2 separate regions of the Homo sapiens genome follow, and region 2 is linked to region 1. A link is a loop called in an ENCODE intact Hi-C map of the cell type or tissue named here. Cell type or tissue: prostate gland. All regions are shown on one strand. Links, peaks and the distances in the headings refer to the core of each region. The heading gives the core; the rest is flanking DNA. Region 1 overlaps NTRK2 (neurotrophic receptor tyrosine kinase 2). Region 2 overlaps NTRK2 (neurotrophic receptor tyrosine kinase 2).

The links. A loop is a pair of places that touch in the nucleus more often than their neighbours do. Peaks named below come from ENCODE experiments on the same cell type or tissue, not always from the same donor. Only the 100,000 strongest peaks of a DNase experiment are listed, where the experiment ranks them.
Region 2: a loop joins it to region 1, with 2.6 times the contacts of the local background. A loop is called at or near these places in 3 of 110 quality-filtered maps.

Annotation. Positions count from the first base shown.
Region 1 is chr9:84,846,188-84,858,605 of GRCh38, reverse strand. The region is part of intron 12 of NTRK2 (neurotrophic receptor tyrosine kinase 2); the gene reads right to left. Among named protein-coding and RNA genes, the nearest start is that of NTRK2, 180 kb to the right of the region's middle. RefSeq lists enhancers at 5,601-6,800, 6,277-6,823. In prostate gland, for the core only: no CTCF peak of the experiment used is centred there; a DNase peak (open chromatin) is centred at 6,515.
Region 2 is chr9:84,918,197-84,930,614 of GRCh38, reverse strand. The region is part of intron 14 of NTRK2 (neurotrophic receptor tyrosine kinase 2); the gene reads right to left. Among named protein-coding and RNA genes, the nearest start is that of NTRK2, 250 kb to the right of the region's middle. In prostate gland, for the core only: no CTCF peak of the experiment used is centred there; no DNase peak of the experiment used is centred there.

The DNA of each region.
Region 1 (12,418 bases), core at 2,405-10,404:
GGAGGCGGCTCGAGAAAGAGGGCTCAGAGGATTTCTAGAAAATAGATTAGAATTAGCCAAGAATGGGAAAGAGCAGAGGAAGGAACACTGACTGCACTCAGAATACAGCTCTGGCTAAGGTGAGAAGTGCTGAATGTGTCCAGAGGCTGATGCAGCTGGAAGGGGGGTTGGGGGAGGGAAATGGGAAGTACAAGTAAGGGCCAAGTCAAGAGTTTGGATATTATAGTGAAAATCGCACAGTTAGGCAAAAAAACAACAAACAAACAAACAAAAAAAACACTCAGGCCAGGAAGTAACATTGTAAAGATTAATTTTAGAGAAATCATTTTGGCTGCAGGGTGAAATCAGGATTATGGGAGGAAAAAAATTAAGGCAAGAGATTGGTTAAGGAGGTTTTTAGAGAAATCAAGGCATGAGAGAATTGTGGCCTGAACTGGGTATTGGGGAAGGGGAAGGTGAAAGAAAGGAGATGACTGCAGGCATATTTAGGGACAGTAGCAGAACTTGGTGACTGATTGCAAATTGAGGGGAGTGTGGAGAGAAAACAATGAAGGTTTCAGATTTGGACAACTAAGTATGTGGTTATGCTGCCCACAGAGTCCCTAAGGAACTTAGAAGGAAAACAGATTTAGGAGTCAAACCAAGAACATGGGTTTTAGCCACAAATTTCAAACAAGGTGCCTATGTGAAGAAAATGGAAGGCAACACCCTCAGTTGGCAGGATGGTCTGAAGCTCAAGACACAGGCTTCGTATCAAAATTCTAGAGCCCATAGATCAATCTGAGAATGGAAACTGGACTCTCTACCTAGGATTCGTTTCTCATTTGGGCCTGTACAATGCCCTGTCTTATAGGCACAAATGAAGGAGCACCCAGCTGAGGCCAACTTTTGACAAAATTATTCTTAAATTGATGAACTATGTCTAAGTTCTGTTTAAAATTAACTCAGTCATTATGTAGGAGAGAATACAATCTTCTTGATCATACCGCACACTTCCTCAAACACTTAAAAGACCAGATATAGAAAGGTCAGGTTGGCACCTCTTCCCTAGAAGCTGTTATTCATTCAACAGCTCTTTCTTGATGGATTTAAGCAGTCGTCTTAAAACTTTAACACTAAATTTCACAAGCAAAATTTTCCCACAAGGCCAAAAAGAAACAATTTCTCAATTTCCTGTGATGTTTCATCCATGGGGAGTAGAGTCCTGCCAAACCTTCTTTTATTTTCTGTTTAATAAGAGACACTTTATTCACTGCAAAATAAAGGGCTCCTTCAAAAGTAAATGTAGCTGTACTGAGCTTAAAGAATCCCCTCCTTTTGGAATGTAGACCAAGAAAGACTCTAAATTATGAAATTAACCAATTAAATCCATCTCATGTTGAAGAAAGCTCAACATTTTCCCTGACCGGAGAGAAGGAATGTAGGAAAAAATAGCATGTAAACACATTAACAACTCTAAGATGGAATTCAAATTAAATAAAATAAATGGCAAAAAAAAAACACTTTTTCAAATTTCTCTTAAAGGAAAGAGCTAAAACATAGGGGGTTGAAAAGGAAGATTTATGATGTAAATGAGAGAATCAGAGGAAGGAGCTGGGAACAGGCAACGTGGAAGAAACCTGACCTTCCCTGTAGGTACTGAATTGAGCAAACATTAAATATGAGGCTTAGAAAGGTTCTGATCTCAAGAGAGAACAGCTTCTGGATATTTTTAAGTTTCAGAAAAATCATTTTACTATGTTAAGAGAAAATCAGCTTTCCTCTCTTTTAACGCTGAAGAAATTAAAATTTGCCATGTTCTCAAATGTAATTTCTTTATGTTTTAAGGTAAGACTCACCACCCTCCATCCCCAAGAAAAATGACTTTACCATTGTCATGGAATATGGAATCAAACGGTAAAATATGATTTACTAATAAAAATGGACTTCACCTCCAACTTCTTAGGCCCACACCCACTCCCTAAAGGACATTTGAAAGAGGAGTCCCCGGGCTGCTTTGCTTCAGGGAGAGAATGGACCAGAGTTGAGTCCAGAGTAGACAGGCCAAGTGCTTGCCTGAGTAGCCAATGAACTGTCACATCTGAGATCTAGAATGACTGCTCATTGGAGTGAGAAAAAATGAATGCAAAAGTTCGCCTTGTTGACAGTATCATCATCTCCCTTTCCTACTGGCACATAATCGGGGTGAGTAATAGTTTGCTTCAAATTAATTCCAGTCCCTCCGGGCACAGAACAGTGTAGTTTGGGGCCAAGTTTCCACTTCAATTTGATCTTAATCTTTTACTTAAGGACATATCCTTAATAAAAGAAAGCCCCATCTCCACAGTGTAGGAAGAGAGCTTGCTTTGAGTTAAACTGGTTCTGGAAATCATGACACAAAGGGTATTGTATCCTCCTGACCAACTTTCACTTGGCTCCATCCCTTGTCCTTCATCAAACTTACAATGTGAGGTATTTCCACTGGTCTCTAAAAATGTAACACTGAGCAACTCCTATGTGACAAATATAAAGAAAAATGTGTGTATTTGGCTGAACCTCCTAACTGTTCTCTGAAATTCGTATTTCCCTTTTTCCCCACCCTGCTGGGCTAATAGCTACACGATATTTCCCAGCTTCCCTTGTGGTTAGTTGTGGCCAGATGGCTAAATTCTAGTCAATGAAGGGGAGCAGAGCAATGGGTCCCACTTCCAGGCCTTGCCTATTAAGACTTCCTCTGTGTACTCCCTTCTACCTGGCCAGAATTAAGATAACACCTAGGGCAAGCTTGGAAGTTATGGCTTGAAGATAGCACAGGGCAATTTCAAGGAACAACGAATTCTCTTGGTATTGTTATGTGGGCGTAGACAGAGTAGAATGCATCTCAGAGTCTTTCTACCAGAGGGCCAATGATGCTGAGCTATCTTTCCTTCAATTCTTATCCATAAACAAAAATATGTGTTTGAACTGTGATCCACTTTGGCACTTACTTACCATTATAGAGAGCCTATCCCTACTAACAGATGTAGACAAAAAAAAAAAAAAAAATATGCTTGAGGTTTTATTAACTGACTCCATGACTTCCCAACCTGTCAGCACAAATTTAAAATTGTGTGTCGGTGCACATTTGCATTTTCCTGGAGAGGAGATCCACAGATTTCATCAGATTTTCAAAGAGTTCTCACCCCCAAATGCTAAGAACCACTTCAATACATATAAATACCCACAGAGACGAAGACATAAACATGTATGTCCTCTGTGTTTGTATTCTATTTACTTCTGTTCTCTATCAACAGTTGAGTCTGGAAACTGAAAAGCATCCATCATCTCTCACCTAGATTTCTTCAGTAGCCTTCTAACTTAGCTCACTGCTTCATTCTTTCCTCCCCCAATCTGTTTCCCATGAGCTGCCAGAGTAACCATTTTCAAGTATAAATCAGATTATTGCATTCACCTGCTTAACATCCTCCAACGGTTTCTCCTTGCATTTAGTATAAACTTCTGATCCTTACTACAGAGTCTCTCATGACAAGGCCAACCTACTCGGTCTTCCCCCTCCCTGCCTCATTCCCCATGAAACAGCCCAGTGTTCTCTTTCCTATTCCTGCTCACTTTGCATTTTTTCATGCCTCTTCCCAGAATCTTCTTCTCAAGCTTTTTTTTTTTTTTTTTTTTTTTTTTTTGAGACGGAGTCTCGCTCTGTTGGCCAGGCTGGAGTGCAGTGGTGCAATCTCAGCCCACTGTAATTTCTGCCTCCTGGGTTTAAGCAATTCTCCTGCCTCAGCCTCTAGAGTAGCTGGGATTACAGGCACATGCCATCATGCCCGGCTAATTTTTGTATTTTTAGTAGAGATGGGGTTTCACCATGTTGGCCAGGCTGGTCTTGAACTCCTGACCTCAAGTGATCCGCCAGCCTCGGCCTCTTAAAGTGCTGGGATTACAGTCGTGAGCCACCGCGCCCGGCCCTCAGGCTCTTTTTTTATAACTACTTCTTGTTTTTCAGGTTTCAGGTCAAATATCACACTATCAGAGGGACCCCAACTTCACACTTCAATCAGAATTTCTCTGAACCCCTTTCCACTCTCTATCATCTCATTCTTTTCAATAGGTACCCATATGTGACCTTTTTTATTGATTTGTTGTTTATTATCTGCATCCTTTTCTAGAATTTGAGCCTCAAGAAGCCAGCGACTTAGACCAGCTCCCCTAGAAACAGACCCTGACTAAGGATTCAAGCAAAAGTAGTTTACTAAGAAGAGATCCCAGGAAGCACAAAAGGAGTAGTCAAGAAGTGAAACAAAAAGAGGTAGGAAGTCTGTAATGGATACATTATCCAGTGGGTTACACTGTGGACAACTGGAGTTCAAATGCCTGGGGAACTTGGAGTGATGGAGTAGAATGAACCTTAGAGTTATCCCATCCCAAAGCTGAGGAAGCTGGGTCATTTACCCTCCAACTCCCACCTGTCATTGACTGAAGGCTTCCAGCTAAGAGAAGCTCCTTTTTTTGTTTGTTTCTTTTTTTTTTCTTTTTTCTTTTCTTTTCTTTTTTTTTTTTTGAGACAGAGTCTCACTCTGTTGCCCAGGCTGGAGTGCAGTGGTGCGATCTCAGCTCACTGCAACCTCTGCCTCCAGCAATTCTCCTGCCTCAGCCTCCCCAGTAGCTAGGACTACAGGCATGTGCCACCACACCTGGCTAATTTTTGTATTTTTAGTAGAGACGAGGTTTTACCGTGTTAGCCAGGATGGTCTTGATCTCCTGACCTCATGATCCACCCACCTTGGCCTCCCAAAGTGCTGGAATTATAGGCATGAGCCACCACCCCCAGACCAGAGAAGGTCCTTATGCAGAGTCATGAGTGGTTGCAGCAAGACTCTGCAGTCAAGTGCTGGGGTGGTGAGAGCTGAGAGGACACGGGCAGGGGGTGACGCCAACAGCATTTGCTACAGGGATCTTGTCTGTGTAATTTACCACTATCTCCAATGCTTTGCATAAACACTCAATAAACACTTGTGGAATGGATGAGAACAACAATTTTGAAAAAGCGTAACAATATTAAATATAGCAAATGTAATGAAAATGCCAATATGCAAATTATACATACAACATAAAAACCATTATGTATTTTGCAAATATATTTGCTACTCTCCTGATTTGTGGCTCTCCAATGGAACATGACTGAAGACAGTATTTAAAGCTGAGCAATTCTTAGAATCCAGCACTCCAGGCAGTAGTGTGGAATAAAGAGCTGGACTAGAATGTCAGAAGATGTGGGCCCTCTCTAGACACTGCCAGAAGTGAACGGCATGACCTTGAGTGAGCCACTTCCCCCTTCATGGACTCTGTTTCCTACTCCATAAAAGAAAATTTGAGAAATGGCATCTGAGGCCTATTCAAGTTCTCAAAGTCTATAGGACTAAACATTAGGCATATATGACTGAGAAGATTGACACATGGCCTTATATAGCTTTCCTGAGCCTGGGTATTTTGGGAATGTGAGATCATGTGCAATATAAGGAAAAGCACTCAGTCAACCGGCCTAGATTTTCTCCTGCTAAATAATACTCAGAGGCTTTGGGGCCACTATATCCTCATCTTAAGAGAAAAGGCCAGTGCTCTGCAAAAGCAATTAAAAAAAAAAAACAGTATTTATTGAATGCTTGCTATATGCCAGGAAACTTACTAGAGGTCAGATATTGCTTTAATTTGAAAATTAATCAGCTTCTGTTGCAGCATTTTAAAAATAAAAGCCTTACATCCCATAAAGTTCAGAAGCCTCAAGTGGGAATAGATGAAATTAGACTTGCCTGGAACATAGCAAGCTGTCTTGATCACATATTTCAAACATTTAGTTTTGAGAAGAAACTTGCCAACTATTTCTCTCTTTTGTTTTGTACATGTGGACTATTTCAAAAGCAGTTTAGTGAGTCTACATTTTATTCATTCCCAATTAAACTACATACAACACTGAGTTTTTTACATCTCTTGTAGATTCCAGAAAGATTTTTTCTTTAACAGAGGTGGTCACAATCTTCACTGGGTAGGTGAAAAATGGAACCTGCAACTCCTAATAATTAGTTTCCATGATTGGAACTTTGAGAAAGGCAGGGGCAACCTCTGCTTAATAATAAGAGTTGACAGACGTGAGAAAGTCATATCAAAGATTTGCCTTTCTACAGTACCACCCCAGTGAGAGCTCAAAATGCTTTATAAACATTTTCTCAGCTGTCGAAGCTCCCTGCAGGGAAGGCAGGTGATGTCTGGTTGCACACACACACAATTTCCCTGTTAACACTGTCTTAATGTTGGATGAATGACTCCCTGAGACATGTCCCAAATTCCCTTCTCTCTGCAAAGCCATGCTGGTTAGCACTCAGGGCAAGTCTTTGCGGAGGAAGCTGGCTGATTCTCAGGGAATCATCTTAGAAGCGATGTTAGTGGCCCTGCAGGAGACTAACAAGTCCGCAGAGTCTGGCAAACACTTGATGTCAAATTCCCAGGAGCTTTTGTTTCCAAGGAAAACCTAAACAATGACTCACGTCTTGGCTGACTTGCCCAGACCTGTCCATTATGCCCAGTCACCAAGTGAGCCCAGCGTGAAGGAAGGCCGTGCTCTCCATTCTTTCTTGCATAAGCTTTGTTACCACATTAAATGTGTTTAGAAACGCCTTTGCAATTTCTGCTACGTATTTATAGTTATATTCATATTTATACTTACATTATTTATATTCACATATATAAAACATGCAAATTCTTTTTTTAGTCCTTCTAGACCAACATTTGTTGTAGCTCATGCAAAGCACCGCACAGGAAACTTTTTGCCATTGTATTATGGAATTTTGAAGGGAGGAAGAAAATGGTAAGGTTTTTAGCTCCATTCTCATTACAGGATATTTTCCATTTTAAGTGGTACCTGAATTCTTCCCACCAATCTGGGAACCATGGTGACCTGTTTCATGTCACCTTTCAGCACCTTTGTCTTTCTTTTTAGTGACCCATTGTCTCCCTTCCCATCCCATAACCACATTCGAATCCAGCCAAAGTCAGGAAATGTGTGAGGCCAACACAATAGCCAAAATGTTTATTTAATTGTATTACTGTGTACTCTTCTGTTAGGAAGTTCCCATAATGGAATAGAACATAACAGGATTATACACACTTATAAAGCTGGGTGCTGAATAAAAATAATTGGATAAAATGACCATAAATAGGACAAAATGAAAACCCATTATTTAAAATGCAATGCTGGTCAAACGAATTAACTATGGGCCATCATGCACACTGTCAGTGGAAGGAAACTAAACCCATCAGATGAGACTGCATTTCTTTCCTTGATGTTTTCCCACTAAATGCCCAATGTGCTCTTTAGGGTCCACTGATTTTCTGGAAACTAATCAAAATTGATTGCCTAGGTCAGTGGTTCTCAAACGGGGGCGATTTTTGCCTCCCAGGGGAAATTTGGCCAGGGGGATATTTTGGGGCTGTCACAATGGTGGGGTGGGTGGAGAGTGTGTGCTAGGAGCATCTAACAGGCAGAGGTCAGGGACAATGCATAGGACAGTCTCCACAACAATGAATTCAAGGCCCCAAATGTCAACAGTACTGAGATTGCGAAACCCTGACCTAGGTATTGACCAACAAGGGTAGAATTTATGCTAAAACCTTTTATCCCTGCTAAAAAGAAATCCTAGCCTGCCTATGCTCATGGTCACTACAGCAGTTTGGTCTTCTCCCACATTATTTTAATGTTCTCCTCCCTAGTGACCTGGCTGCCAGCCCCTTTCTCTCCCAGTTTATCTTAGAAACAGCTCTGACAGCGTCATTTCTTTCTACTGCTCCCAACACCAAAAGGGCGTTTCTGCCTCAGAACAGAGGGGTAATGCAGTACAAAGGAACAGAAACAGAGTTTGCACTACCTTGGGTGTTGAGTCTTAGATTCGTTATTTCCTGACATAACCTCCATAATTACTTAGTCTGTCTCTGAGTTCCTCTCTATTGGGTGGGGCAATAATTACTGTCCTGACCACCTGATTGGACCGTCTTGAGGTCATGTGAGCTTTGGTGAACATAATGGTTTATGTAAATATAGGGGTAAGGGAATAATAAGGTCCAAACTCTTCAATAACATTCAAAATCTTTACCTGGCCCCATGACCTGGCTCCAGCTTTATCACCTTAATTTCACCTTAAGATTCCAGTTAAACTATTAGTTTGCATACCTTTAATAAAGATGCCTCAAATTTTCCTATTAATTCATTCGAAAACTATTCATTGATCACCTGATGGATGCAAGACAGTGTGATAAATGCTGGGGATGTAATGAGAGTAGAATAAAATAATCACATTCTCTGCCTATAGGCAGCTTTCAGATTTGGTGTCTTTGCGTTTGATGTTTTGTTTTTGTTTTTTTGTTTTTTTTTTCCCCACCAGACATGTAACCCCCATGCTTTGTCTTTGACCATTAAACTCATTTATTCAACAAAATTCACATTAAAAGTTACTCTTATCATGAAGCATTTATTTATTCCCCAAATCAGAAATACCTCCATTGACATTTGGGCTTTTTGTCTCTTATGATAAACACCACATTCTGCACTGCATTCATTATTTATGTAATCTTATTTCTCCTATTAGATTTTAAGCACTCTGTGTGGGAAAAAGAAAAGTGTCTTATTCAACTCCGTACTCTCTTCCGCAAGCTTCATAAGATACAACAGCATCAAGCAGGGCACTTCCCACATGGTAGGTACTCAATAGATGTCTCAATTTCTAATTGAAAGGTTTTATAAATAGGACATAAAATGCCCACAAAATAGTAGAGACTGAATTGTAAAGCTCAGAGATAGACAACCGTAGGAACATTCATTAGTCGTGTCTCCCATTCTCTGTATTTCCAAGGCACCCTGTTCTTTCTCTGTCATAGTTCCATCCCACTCTGAATTTTTAGCTATCTACTTACTTGTAACCTCCTCCTAAACTGTAAGTTCTTTAAAAGCAATACATATTTCTGTCTTGTCTCCCCACTGTATTTCTAGCATTGAGTACAGTGCCTGGTTCATTGTAGATACTAAAGAGCTGAATGAATAAATGAATAAATCTTGGATGGATTGCAACTTTTCACCATTGCATTCTTCAATTGAGAACCAAATTTGGTATAGCACGGATCCATGATTACGTTAGATGTTGCTCTTCTTGCCTCTCCTTCCTTGCCCAGAAGATAATTGGACTCCCCCACCCACCGATCCATGGTGCTTGCTTTTGCCAATGAAAAAGTAAGCAGAAATGACCCAGCACTTCTAGGCAGAAAATTGAATAGTCAGTCCTGGGTTTTTCGCTTCCTCTTCATCCTGCCACAGTGAACTATGAAGCCTGGTGTTTAGAAGGCAGCATCATGAGGTTCTGGGTTCCTGAGAGACTGAAATGAATAGAGTCCCCCCTGCCAAACTGTGTTGTATGTGCAGCAGGAGGAGAAATCATCTTTTCTGTTTTAAGGGTTATCTTTTTCTGTAATAGTGAAGTTCCAAGTGAATCTTATTGCAAAGCAGCCTCATCTATAAAAATATAGGCCTTTTATCTTATAAAAAGACTCCAATATGTATGCCTAAGAAAGTACATATGTAGTCTCTAAAGCATATGTAGGTGTGTATGTCAATATGTAATATATAAATGTTTACAACAAAGGGAAGCAAGAAGTTTATAAAAAGTCACTCTAACTCATATTGACAAGCCATCTCCTTAGAAGGCCACACCTTTATTCCAAAGATGATGTCTCATATTTTTGCCATATTTTCAAAGCTCCCCTTGGGGAATTATCTTTGAATTAATGTACTAGAGTTTACCAATTATGCAAATCTTTATTATTGGAGAGAAAATTTGATTTTTTTCGTGCTCAAAGATCATTTGGCGCCGGGTATGTTGGAATACATGAGTGATTAAGCTGGGCCACATCACCATAATTCAAAACGTCAGAGGGTCTGATTCTATAGTCTCAGACTTCCGGCTTTCTTGTGGATCTCATAAGTTTTCATTAAAGGCACTACTGAAAGATGAGTTCCATAAAGGTCTCTTGCCTGATGATTGTCAAATTTTTTCATAGTTCTAGAATCGTAACTAAATGTCAGTCTCCAGGAATCTTCTTGGTCCCTAAATTCATAGTTGGTAAATAGAAACAACATGATTGGGTACATAACTAGGTGATCTTCACAGTGTACATTTGAAGCTACCTGGGTACATTTATTCTCAGACTCCATAGAAACAACTACAACTGGACTCCTAGTGGATAAAATCACACCTAAACCAGGATTAATCAGAGATGCACAGCTGCGGATTATCATTTTTGTTTGTATTGGGGACTAAATTGTGTGCACATAGAATTCATATGTTGAAATCTTCAGTGTGACTATATTTGGAGATAGGGCCTTTAAGGAAGTAATTAAGGTAAATGAGTTCACAAGGGTAGGTCCCTAATCCAGTAGGGCTGGGGTCCTTATAAGAATGGACACCAGAGCATATGCTTGAGCTCTCTCTCTCTCTCTCTCTCTCTCTCTCTCTGCCCCTCTCTACTGGAGCCACAGAGAAAAGGCCATGTGAGGACACAGCAAGAAGGTGGCCATTGGCAAACCAAGAAGAGAGCCCTCACCAGGAACCCAACTAACCAGCATCTTGATCATGGACTTGTAGCCTCCAGAACTATGAGAAAATAAATGTCTGTTGTTTAAGCCACCCAGTCTGTTTTTGTCATGGCAGCCTGAGCAGACTAATATAGTTTATTTGTCTATTGTTTTCACTGCCAACCAGTATCCACCTCCTCCTCCTCCTCCTCAACTGGTAATGATTTTCCTTTGGTTATTCACCCAACTCCCAGGCAACCTATGTGATTCAAGGTGGAACCAATGGCTCAGACATAAATAAATCAACATAATTCCAATCCCTGCCCACACTGATTTGTTCAAGGATGAGCATGTGACCATAAAGCTGGCCTGATCAAAACGAAGTCTATGATGTGTGTTCGAAGGTTGACATAAGCCGTAATTTTCTTTTCTGCTGGATGGGCATCTGGAGGATATAGCATCAAGAGTGGATGAAAGTCATCTGTCCTGCAACCATAAGACAAATGTTTGTCTTCAAGTTGAGCCACCCAAATGGAAAAGAGCCAAAAGATGGATCCTGGCCACAGTGTTTGGGCCTTGCATCAAGCCACATACAAGCTTGTATTTACTCCTGGATGGTATATTTATGTGAAACAATAAATCTCCACTATTGTTCAAACCATTTGCAACTATAAAATGCCAAACTAACACAGGGATTGGGCAATAGTAGTCTTATTTTCAAAAAGTTACTTCTGCATCCCCAGAGGCCAGAGTGAATGGGTACCACATTCTGGAGTCCTTTCATGCACCCAAGTTTTATTACCACTAATGTTGAATTGGCCTGTTATGGAGATGTAAATGTCCTGCTCTTCAAAGGCATGTTTGACAGGATAAAAGGCTTTGGGATTTCAATGACTTTGACTCCTCTGGAGATGGGAGGACAGCCTATTTTAGCAATTTCCATGGGAATGAATAGACATATACTTTAGCTATTCAAATATTTAACTAGCTCTTTTGTTGTTGTTTTGAATCCCAAGGAGCTGCAGCTGCCTGTTTGTGTCTGTTGTGCCTTTAAGGGGCTTGCTGATTCAGTAGGATCTCTTGAATGCATTAATTAGCCTTCTCTCATTTTCCCAGCCCATGCCTATGAAGAAATGAGCATTTGCAGCTCCAGTTGCTGGGAACGATGCGAGTCTTGAGGGTACTAGATAAATGGAGATTCAGAGTTGCAGGCTTTTGATGGGCAGTTTTACGCTGGCAGCAGCCTGCATGGCAAGGCTTGTGTGGTTGCATGATTAATTTATTGGCTATCACTATTGGCAGGCAAATGAAACACAGGCCCTGGATTACAGTGTAACTGGAGAGACGGGCATTCATCAGCCCAGGTACATGAGTCAGAGGAGGTAAGGATCCAGAGAAAACAAAATGTAATGAAAGGCTGGAAAATGATTTATCACTTTTAATATACATCATCTAAGCCCAATCTTTATAACTGCTTGTAGGCCTTCATGTTGTGAAGACTTTGGCAATAAAACACTCCTTCCTTAAAACACTAACGTGAAAGATGCTGGTGGGAAAAATAAAGAATCATGAAAAATGAGCTGACTGTAAAAGGAAAAAATAGTGTCCAGCTTAAAATTAAATTTCCACTTGTTTCTTCTTAAATGATTTAGAAATATAGCTTTTGCTTGGAAAACTGCATTCTATTGATCACATGGAGGGGACGATGAGAGGTCTGTCCAGGAAGGACAATTTCTCAGATCCCTTTGGAAACTATAATACGAAAATATGTACTTTCAAAGGGTAAATGTTCACATCAGGTTTAACTGTTAACCCAACCAAATAAATTATTGT
Region 2 (12,418 bases), core at 1,979-9,978, 72 kb before region 1:
CTTTACCTCCCTGATTTAAATAAAACCTCGGCAATGCACCAAGGATGCCCAAGCCTCTCAATTGGACGCCATCTCTATCCCTCATCCCCTGGTACTTCAGGGCTTACACACCTGATTTCTGATCCTTTACTCCCTCTCCCTCGTGCTAGAGCCCCAGCTGTCTTGAAGCTTCTATCTTAGGGAGCCATTACCCTGCACCACCTCTGCTGACATCTCGGTTGCTCCTCTCACCCACTGAGCTCTGGGCCCACATTTTCCCTCTCCACCCTACCAGTGCCTTCCTTCTCAGGGGCCGAGCTCAGAAAGGCTCAGTAACCTGCCTAAGCTGTAACAACACTGGGCTGCCATTTCTCCTCCAGCTTTCAGCAGTGGAGCTAAGAGGCCAGACATCCAAAGGTTTAGTTTGGCTGATTGTGTGACATTAGGCTAACTTTTCCTGAGAGTAAGACTTTTGTAATGAAGGAAGCAATGCCCTGATTCACATTCTGGACAAACTCCTATCTCATTGTGGTCTAAGACTTTGAATATCAGTATCTTGAAGGGCTCTGTGGACATTTTTGATTCACTTTACACAAAATATCCTGAGTGAAGCATGCCTAAGGATTCCATGATAAATAAGCTATCACATAAGCATGCAAAATTCTCACATGCTTCCTTTCTCTGTGATCAGCCAATCTGCTGCTCTTAACTTTGGAGACTTGAGCAAATCACCTTAAACCCAACATAAGCAACTGTAATAAGAAATAAATAAGAGGCTGGGTGTGGTGGCTCACACCTGTAATCCCAGCACTTTGGGAGGCCGAGGTGGGCTGATCACTTGAGGTCAGGAGTTTGAGACCAGCCTGGCCAACGTGGTGAAACCCTGTCTCTATTAAAACTACAAAAATTAAACGGACATGGTGGCATGCACCTGTAATCCCAGCTACCCGGGAGACTGAGGCAGGAGAATTGTTTGAATCCGGGAGGCAGAGGTTGCAGTGAGCAGGGATCGTGCCACTGCACTCCAGCCTGGGCAACAGAATGAGACTCTCTCAAATTTAAAAAAAAAAAAAGGAACCAAACTCTACCATGAATGACTTCCTAGATTTGAAGGAAAACTCAAAACAATCACTTAATTTAAAAAAAAGAGTTTTATAGAAAAATTTCTGTGTAAAATTCACCCTGCCAAAGGAAAAGGAGGAATCAAATAAGAGCTATAGGAAATACACCACCAAACTCGTGTGATCTGCACCCTGTCTGGGCAACCCTGTCACTGATGGAATTTTTCAGAATGGAAATGTGGTGCCCTTGGTCATTTGTCCCATGAGTGCCAGAAGTGAACTGACTTCCAGCTCTGTGTTCGTATCACATTAGAGTCCTGAAAAATGCATTGTGTCGCAATGTGTCTTCAGCAGCTGACATAGATGCTTGTAGTTTCAGATTGCTTAAATCAAATTCTGGTATAGATTCCTCCCAGAAGTACATATTCCATATATACACACAGGCAATAGATAAAGTATTACTCTATGTCTATACCCATTGCTATGAAATCTAAAACTAATAAAAAATAAATATAACTTTATTCATTTAAGGTCTCAGGAAATGTGCCTTTCCCATTTCCTCAATAATGGGGTTTCATAGATACTCTTGGCCCAGTGGACTTATTCCACTAAACATATGGACTTTCAACAGAGACATTTATTCAGTATCTAATATATGACAAGGATAAAGCAACCTGCAGTTAAAAAGAGAGAGATCTTAAAGTTTTCAGGAGAAAGATTAAAACTAATATACTCTAAAAGATAATGGCCTGTACTGGGAGTTCCCGAAATTCTCTCTCTCGGTTTCCCTGTGGTCCTAAATGCAGAGCCTGCCTTTAGCAGTTCCATCTCCCAGGACTGAATACTGTGATAGGAAAAGAACTTAAAGATCATCGAGACTGGCTCCCTCGGGTTTGACAGATCAGTGAGAGGCTTGGCACAGTGACATGACTTTCCCGGGGCCACACAGCTAGAAGGTGACCCAGCTAGGATTCAGGTTCCCTCCCTCTCAGAAAAGCAACCCTTGGACTCTGAAATAGAGGACACTGATTCATACTGAAGACAGAGAGGGTTTCCTGACATTAAAGTGAAAACAGGTATTTCATTTAGTTGATATCTTTTCTACTAGAAATACTTGAAACACTCATGTTTATCATCTGAAATGAGCCGCACATCTCCTAATAAACAATTTCATTAGAAAACTACTGATAAATATAAAATATGAATGTTAAAAGCAGAATGTAAATGTTAAATACTTCAAAAAATGCTTGAACTTGATATAAAATAAAATTAACAAAAATGATTTTCCAAATATCTTCATGTATTAGCAGCATATTGAATCAGGTAAAATCATCCACCTTATAAAAACAAATTTGTGTGAAAGATAGAAACTATGTTTTAAAGTTTCACCTACATTTTTATTAAGATACAAGTTGGTACTAAATTAAAAAATAAATGCAATTAAGACCACAGACATAAAACACACCAGAACAAGAAAAGGCTAAATATTCATAAATAATATTAAGGATGAAATAGAGCACGTAACAAGACTGAGCCATTCTGAAGCACTTCTCAGCAAAAATTCCCAATGTGCATTATCATCAATTAATTTCATATCCCTCTGAATGAGGTCAATAGCCACACTTATTTTACAGATGACACCTCAGTTAATTGACTTACTTGTGGCCATAGAGCAATCCACTTACTTATCCTTTTCCAAGTACTGTTTCCAGTGAAATCAGGAAATAGGGAGGCAACAGGGTGCCTAACCTGTGCTGATTGTTATTATGGGCCAGAGAATGTGCTGAGATTTACAGGACTTACCAATTGTCATAGCAATCTGGAAGGGTATTCTTACCTCCATTTTCAAACTAAGGAAACAAAGAGGAGGAGTGGATTAGCTAAATAACTCATGTGAGATTGTATAATTAGTAAGAGGCAGGGTTTGAATTCTTTCCACTACAACATACCTTGCCTTGGCCTTCTTACAAAAAACAAGCAAAAGAGAAAGCATATGAGTTCAGCTGTGCCTATCTAGGAAATCAGAGGTCTATTTCTAACAATTTAGTTCAATAAACTTTTACTATGCACCTACTAAAAGTGCCTCAGCATTTTCTAGGGCCTAGAAAAAGAGAAGAGTACAATAATCCCTGTCTTCAAGGACCTTATAACCTAAAGGGCAGAAAAACCCATGTACTTATATCTTTCATGCCATTTACTTACATCTTTGCTCCATTCACAAAAGATTTTAGGTACTATAAATGACACAAAGAAAAACAAAAACTGTAATAATAACTGAAGTCAAGAGAAATAAAATAGGAAGTTAAGACAAGGTGTTAAGTAGAAATGCAAGCATGAAGATTCTTGGGTCCTCAGTGGTTATTAAACTTAAGTCATAATTTGATCCTAAGCTTGCTGGCAGGAGAAGCCAAAAAGAAAACACAATAATTTACAAAATTTTGGCTACTCATAAATAAAAACACAGCGATCCCTTCTTCATGAAGTAAGATTCTTCATGACAGTTTGTTTTCAAAGGAATGTTTCAAATCGATTTTACAAAAGGGATGCCGATAGGCACAATGATCAATGTCCTCAAAAATGTCTCCAGAGTAAGAAGTGAGTTTCCTAAAAATAGTACTCATAACAGAGATCAATAAGAAATGAACACATGACACAAAAGCTATCTTCACCCAAGGCATTGCATAAGGAGTCCACAGTTCTTATCATAAGGACATTAAAATAAACACCTATGGGCATACTCAAGAATGCTTTGGGCATGGAGTTGACAAATAGGTGTAATTTCCCCAATCCACTGCTGAGCCTGGAATACATGAGACAACCAAAACTATTTTATTAACAAATAATAACACGAACATGTAAAAATAGATGAGTAATTGAATAAGAGAAAAAAATGGTGAGAAAGAGAACACTTAAGAGGGGAGAAGAGAAAGAACCAGGATGAGGTGAAAGAAAAGTCCAGAGTGGATTTAGGAAAGAGTGATTTATCTTGGTTTTTCCAAAAGAGGAACAGCAGGCAACATGCCATAAAAAAAGAAAGAAACTGGGCCGGGTGCGGTGGCTCATGCCTGTAATCCCAGCACTTTGGGAGGCCGAGGAGGGCAGATCACCTGAGGTCAGGAGTTCAAGACCAGCCTGACCAACATGGAGAAACCCAGTCTCTATTAAAAATTCAAAATTAGCAGGGCATGGTGGCACATGCCTGTAATCCCAGCTACTTGGGAGTCTGAGGCAGGAGAATCGCTTGAACCCGGGAGGGAGAGGTTGCATTGAGCTGAGATCACGCCATTGCACTCCATCCTGGGCAACAAGAGTGAAACTCCATCTCAAAAAGAAGGAAAGAAAAAGAAAGAAAGAAAGAAAGAAAGAAAGAAAGAAAGAAAGAAAGAAAGAAAGAAAGAAAGAAAGGAAGGAAGGAAGGAAGGAAGGAAGGAAGGAAGGAAGGAAGGAAGGAAGGAAGGAAGGAAGGAAAGGAAGGAAGGAAGGAAGGAAGGGAAAGAAAGAGACTGGATTATGGAGGGCTTTGAATATCTCACTAAGTAGTTCAGACAAGTTCTGGCACTAGTAAATATGACTTCCTTCTCTGTGCCTCCCCTTCCTCATTGTTAAATAAGGGAGTTTGGACTACATGGCATCTTAGGTCTGCCCCAGCTCACACACTCCACAGGCATTGAGTCCATGATTTTACATTATATATGTGAGTCCTGGGGAGCTATTGAAGACCTTTGAGCATGGTAAGAAGTGATCAGGGCAAGTCTTTAGAGAGATTCATCTGGCTGGACTAAAACTGGAAGCAAGGAAGCCAGTGAGGGCATAGCACTAGAACTTGTCCTCACAGAGGCTGGTACAGAGCTGAGGGCGGGCTCCTTCCCATCCCTCATCCATCTTTCCTCTCCGGCCTTTTGCCTGTCAAAAGTCCGCAGCTCAGCAAGACTCTTGTGGGAGGTGCTGTCCCCAGCCACAGAAGCTGCAGTCAGATCTGTGACCCCTAATGGTACAGAGGATGTCACCAAAAATGAATCCTCAAAGAATGACTATGAGGAAAATCAGGGAAAGACAGAAAACAAGATGAAAATGAACTAATCAGAGGCAGGAGAGGGCCATGGATCATGATCACGAAGACAATAGAAGGCAGCCTACCCTGGGTGGTGTCCTGAATGGGAAGTGAGGAAATGGAAGCCAGGACTGAAGAATGGAGGCCGAGCCTGTGGGAAACGGGAGGGGGCGGAGGATGCAGGGGCAGACAGGTCCATCTAGAGACAGCACCATGGCTCCAGCACATGGGGGTTAGGGGCTGTTGTGAGGTTTGAGAGTATTTGTAAGTTAAGAGGAATAGTTGAGGGTCAGAAATAAAATAGCTCCAAAAAAAAAAAAAAGAAGAAGAGAAGAGAAGAAGGCAGAGGAGATAACTGCTGGAAGAGATTCCTAGGGAAGGTGCAGAGAGGGCAGTGGGGTGGGGGCACAGAAAAATTCTGAACAGAGAAGAGAGATTTTCAGTGAGCTAACTTCTGAGGGCCTCAAGCCCTCATAGCACTGGGGCACCGAAGGAGCAAGTGGACCTTCAGAGATTCCCAAGGGGCCTAGACACGCGAGCCATCCTAAGCCTCTCTATTTAGCCTTGCATTTATTTGTTGCAGTGATCGACTAGATAGCCTGCTGCAAATCAACTTTACATTTCTGGGAGGGCACCAGGGACCTATAGATGCCTCATACAACATCCAATGCCAGCAAATGGCCCTTTCCTCACTAGACTAATGTTTAATACCCCAAATGAGAGCAAGTGTCCATAGGAGTGGAGGGAGAAAGGCTTAATTTAACCTGCATGTTACAGCAGATAAAAGCAATGGAATTATTTGAAGTTAAATTCCCAAAACTTCTAGAAAAAAGCCAAGGGGGGAAAGCCCCAGAAATCTTTCAAGCTGTTAGACTAAAAAGAACACCACATTTCAAAATACACATACGGTACATCCTTCGCTTTGACATCCCCGAACAGCCAAAATTATATCTGTTCTACACACTGGCATGTGGTAGAATTGGATTGATTTGCCCTGACAGCTCTCCCCGCTGGAACAATACTTGTCAGTCAGTCCCGGCAATGTTTGTATTTTCAAGAATCATTATGCAGCGTGATTGTACAAAATCCTGGCAGGTGGGCCAGACAGTCTTATCTCTGACTCTGTGTCCCTGTGCCCTAAAGTTCTTCCTGCTCTCAACACTGGAAAGCCTCATGCTTTCAACCCTTGTACCTCCCACACTGTGTGCATAAACCTCCTTTTTTTCCTCTTTCTTTCTTTCTTTCTTTCTTTCTTTCTTTCTTTCTTTCTTTCTTTCTTTCTTTCTTTCTTTCTACTTTCTTTCTTTGAGACAGGGTCTCACTCTGTCATACAGGCTGGAGTGCAGTGCAGTGGCATGATCACAGCTCACTGCAGCCTCAACCTCCTGGATTCAAACAGTCCTCCCACCTCAGTCTCCCAAGTAGCTGGGACTACAGATGCGTGCCACCACGCCAGCCATAAACCTCCATTGAGGTCTCTTTGCTGGTGTCTGTTTTATCCCTGGTATCCTCCACTCATGTGCCCTCCCCACAAAAACTTTTCTTCCTTCAACAATTTAAACTAGTAGCCACTACAGTTTTTTGTTTGTTTGTTTGTTTGTTTTTGTTGTTTTTTTTTTTGAGATGGAGTCTCACTCACTCTGTCGCCCAGGCTGGAGTGCAGTGGCGCGATCTCAGTTCACTGCGACCTCCGCCTCCCGGGCTCAACCTCCCGAGTAATTGGGATTTTTTAGGTGTGTGCCACCATACCCAGCTAATTTTTGTATTTTTAGTAGTGATGGGGTTTTGCCATATTGGCCAGGCTGGTCTCCAACTCTGACCTCAAGTGATCTGCCCGCCTCGTCCTTCCAAAATGCTGGAATTACAGGCATGAGCCACCACACCACGCTGCTACTACAGTTTTCTAATTGACTTCTTTAAGTAAGTTGGCTTTTACCAATGAACCTCTGAAAGAATGTTCCCATGGTGGAAGAAATCTTTTGTTTTTGGTGGGGATAAATTAAAAAATCACACCAGTGGTTATTCAGGGGCTTCCCTGACCTGTATCTTAATGAATGAACATTTTATTTTTACATAAACATATGGAGTATCTTCTCTGTGCACATACTCTAATGATGGCACAGGAATAGGTAAGAGAAATATATCAATGACAATAACACAATCAGAATGTGGTAAACAGCGATAACAGTGACAAGCAAAGTGTTCTGCAGCTGGGCAACTCAGAAAGGCTCCATGGAGTCATTGGGGCCAACTTTACAAAAACAGGCTGGAGTTTTTAATGGGGAACGCTCTGAACAGAGGAAGGAGCAAGTGCTCAACCTATTAAGAGGCTGGTGGGCATTTTTTGAGGTCCAGAACTCCATGCAAGCTTCCCAGGCTGCTCTCCTCAGCTGTAGACTCTACCCCAATTCCATAGAAGGCAGAGGCTCAGCAGAGTTCACAACCACTGATACATGGCCAATGTCTGAAAGGTGGAGGGTCACAGGCAATATTTTTGGAGGCATCCCAAATGGCTTCCATCTCTGGATGGTTTTCAGATCAGTTAATATGCAAAGCACAGTCCTGTGCTATTTCCTCTTTAATATGCTTATTTGAGAGCTCTTATTTTAAAAGGTAGTGTTAATATCTGTTTTCCTGAAAGGATTTTGCAATACTTTCAAAACCTTTCAAACCAACCTACTTTCCCCCACTCCTTCATTTACCATTTAATCATCTAAAGGAAAAAGAACTGTGTTTGGTGCTGTGGAAGACTCAAGGATGAGTAAGAGGAAGGGGAAGTCAATGGTTGTTAATTGCACATTAGCTGTGTGCTGGGCATGTTTTAGGCATTGTGCATGCATTTTCTGATTGAAACATCCTGATGGGCCTCGGGAGAGACATCACTGTCCCCATTTTGGGGATGTAGTAACTGGGTCTTGAAGACGTTAAGGAAGGTGCCCAAAGTTATGCAGCTGGAAAGTGGGCAAGGCATGCCAGAATTGCTTCAAAGCCCACACAGTCTCTCCCTATAGAAAATGATTCTTTTGCTCAAAAGATGGAGAGTCTAACAGAGAGATGAGATAAGTATACAAATAAAGTTGTAAAAGGCAGAATGTAAAAACTGCCATAACACACGTAAAAAATACTGGGTTAAGGGTATTAGAAGAAGCAAATCCTTTGAGCATAGGGTTTGCGGTTGGAAGATGTGCCCTTTGAACTCTCTCTAGTAAGCTGAGCAGAACTTGAAGTGTTGGTTGGAAAGAGAACGTTGTTGGACACAATGAATTGTGACATTTCCAGGATGGCAGGATGCCACCGACCCAGTCATATGCTGGGCTTTCAGTGAAGACGTGTCCGCATGAAAGAACAAAATCTGAAAACTATTTCGGTTGAATCAAATGAAATTTCCATTCATACAGGTCAAAAACGAACCAATATTTGCTATTTCATATAGCTCAACCTAATTTATCACTAAGTCATATCTTCACACACACAACCCCTGAATTTTAGGGAAAAAAATCCATAGATTTTTTTAATTTTAAGAAAAATATTTAAAAAGCAATACATGCACATAACAAGCTAAGTAGTACCAAAGAGTTTAAGATGGAAAGAAATTGTTCCTTTCCACAATCCTTTCTGTCATTGGTCCCATTCTCTTGGGCAGCCAATTTGAACACATTTGATTTTTGGTTTTCTGGGTATTATGTCCATAACTCTAATGAATATGCTTATAACTTCTGCTCAGGTTTTCTCACTTATTAATTCCCCACTACATAGAGGAGGATTTAGCTTGCACTATCTCTTATCTCCTCCCAAGAATTGGGAGTTGCATTATTTTTCATTCTTCTATTAACTATCTTTCATCCTTATATCTTTATTCCAGCCATATCCTGACACTACTTTCCTGAATAGCTCTTATAAGAATATAAGAACAGTGCAGGCAGGAAAGACAAAGGCTGTATAAAATCAGTGGAATATTACTATAGCCTGTCCCCAGAAGTCAAATAACCCTTTCTCTGCAGCCACCAGATGTATTTTTTTTGTCCCCTGCCTCTTTACACCCTCCATATCAATGAGTTGCAAAATCTCTGGTGTGAACTCATGTCAAGAATCACTGGTGTTAAAAGTAGTTTATGAGCTGAGGGCAGATTTATAAAGTGAGAGTCACAGTGCTTGGGTTCCTCTCCTCTGTCTTGAGATAAGGACTTGTTTTGTATGCTTCTGTCAGCTGGAAGACTGCCACACTTTGCAGTCCATGCTACAAACTCAGCTTTTGAGGATAGTAATAAGAACTGTACAACAAAGTCACATTTACCTAATCATACTGCTTCAGAAAAAAGAGAATTACTCCACCCATTGGGCTTTGGGGTCCTTTGGGGTCCTGGTGAAGATACTGCAGAGGGTCAGACTAATCTGGCTGCTGTTATGGCTCCCACATTTTGTCATGAAGTCCCTTCTCCTGGGAGAGCTTCAGTGATGCTATTATGCAGGGAACTACTTACTCTGGGTGATAAAAAATTCTGTTCTTATATGTTAGTATGAACCATTTACATCTGGGATTGGCATGGTCTAAAGTATTAAAATGGCATCAAATATTCCGAGTAGATTATATTGGAAAAATTCACTCAAGAATAAGCCAATGTTAAATTATACTGGAATTTATGCTGAAGTTGAGGAAGTAATCTGCTGATGACACTGTCCCTGTGGGGATGGCTGAAAGATTCTAATGCTTCCAGCAGCACCTCCTTAGAAAGGTATTGAAGAAATCCCTTTAGATTGGTGAGGTGAGGGCATCAGTTGGCCTCTTACCCATAACGGTGAAGTGAAGGGCAATGTAAGTCCTAATGGATGAGATTTTTCAACGGATTTCTGGAAGGGAGATGGGGGCATGGCTTCCATGTTAATGCATGAAACATAGAGTAGAAGAATTCTCACCTCAGAACATGCTGTAGTGGAGTCAGCAGTAGAGGCAGGACTGCCCCATTTGGTGGAGGCTAGAATAGCTCCAGGCTTGGGGCCAGCAGGTGCAACAGACGGAAGGAGTGGGAAAGAGCTTAAGCACAAAGGAGGGACAACTGGATGAGTGGTGTGCACTGCCACATCCAGTCTGGAAGCATACCAGATAGCCTGTTATTTATCCTTAGGCCAAAAAGAGACAGGTCTCAGTCTCGCCCGCGTGGACAAGGCTCTAGGGAAAGCCTGACCTGTCAAGAGAATTAAACCATCTGCAAAGAAAGTGAGGACCTAACATTGAACTCAGGTCTCTTCTCTGATCTAGGGTCCCCCAACCTAAGACTACTTCAGTCAACCAACAGTATTTGTAAAGAGAAAAAAAATGTCCCTCCACCTTATGAATGTGAATGTAATTATAATGAAATGAACAGGAGTGAGATCCTTGCTAGCCAATATAAAGCCACCCTTGCTGTACAAGAACCAATGAGACAAAGTAGGAAAAGTGAAAACCACAGAGGAAAGCGTCCTAGAGGCAGGGGTCTGGTGGTGATAAAGTGGAGACTGAAAATGACCACAATTTTCAGGCAAGGAATAAGAGGCAGAATGGAAGCTTCAGTTCAATTGTGGCCATCAACTAACTACGTGACTTACAGAAATTCACTTACTGTATTTGTTCCCTTTGATTTCCTTTTTCTAGGTGCAAAGTGGGAATAAAAATACCTGATCCTCACAACCTCATGAGGCACTGGAGAGAACAGAATGGTAATCCTAATAAAAAGCACTCTGAACAATGAAATGTACAATAAATGTTATATGGTGCGGCCACTGCTATTTAGCAATTTGGCCCTCAAGATTACACAATGGCTCACAGATATATTTTCCTGGTTCAACTTAAGTTAAATATTACAGACAAACTACAATAATAATGGGGCCTTCTGTTCTCGCAGCACTTGAAGGCTCATAAAGTACTCTCACATGCAATTTTATTTGAGCATTAAAATGACTCGGTGAAATGGGCTGTGAAAATATCTTGAGTTCCATTTTACAGCTAAGGGAACAGAGGCTTAAAGAGGTCAAGGGCCCATTCAAGGCTACATGACTTGTCAGTTAAAGAGCCAGGCCTTAAACTTGGCCTTTCAATTCCAAGTTCAATATTCTGTACACAAGAGGAGCATACTAGGCATTCTGGAGACTAAGAATCAAGAAAGCAAAAAGTTCATCCTGGAGATGAAGCTTTGTAGATAAGACACTAATATCACTGCAAGAAACTAGACTAAAAACAGTGCCAAGCATTTGCCTACTAGAGTGATAGGAACTCAAGAAAGAAGCTGATGTGGATGGTAACTATCGGAAAGGCTTTATAGACACAAAAGGGTCTAAGGTGAGATGTGAAAAATGTATTTATCTGAATGGGCAGAGAGGCAAAGTAGGGATCTTAAAAAAAGGCAAATAGCAAGGCACCGAGGCAGGGTGGTAGGACTAGGATTCCTCTGCTCAATCAGGGGTATGACGCAAGGTGGTGGCATGTAAGTTTCAATGTATGTGTAGATAGGGGACCAGACCATAGAGAGCTTGAAGGTTAGATGAAGGGGTCTAGATTTGATTGTATAAGCAGATGGGAGCTATTGCAGGTTCCTTAATGAGGGAATGGCATTATCTAAATAGCATATCATCTGGTAGCAATATGCATGGTGTATTAAATGAAAGTGCCCAGAAGCAGAGAAACAAGCTAGAAGGTTGTTGCATTAATAAAAGCATTATCATGAAGTTCTAGATTATAGTGGTAGTGATGAAAATAAAAGGGAAGCTATAAATTCTAACAGCCAAGTGATTTTATAATCGGAACGAAAGAATTATTCACTCGGCTACCATACGCAACATGACTCTCAGGAACATAAATAGCTTTCTCAATCATATTTTCCCTTAACCATGCTGCCAAATTAAGTGATCACAGAGTTGCCAAAGCAAAGAGTTTGTTAAAAAACATATAAATTTGTCATAAAAGATCCCTTATTTCATCCATTGGTCTTCTATCCCAGGCTTTTCAGAAGTAAAAAGATTACACTCATGCATAAACACTGTGTGGATCCCCTTCAGACCTCCCCAGTGCAAATAACCATGGAGTCATGGTATGTGAATCCCTGCATCTAATGTCAGAAGGTGTGGTCATGTGTCACCTTTCACTGGACCCATGTCAGGCAAGGACATGCAGGTGAAGACAGGTGCAGAAGCAGATGCAAAGAAGCCCCCATTGTGGAGCAAAGGACAGGGGCAAAGGAGGCAGAAAAGAGGTAGGAAGACATCAATGCATATGACAATGTGTATGATGGCCAGCCAGTTCCTAATACCTGATTGCTTGGCGCTGTTGGAGTCTTGGTTCCTGATACTGCCTTTC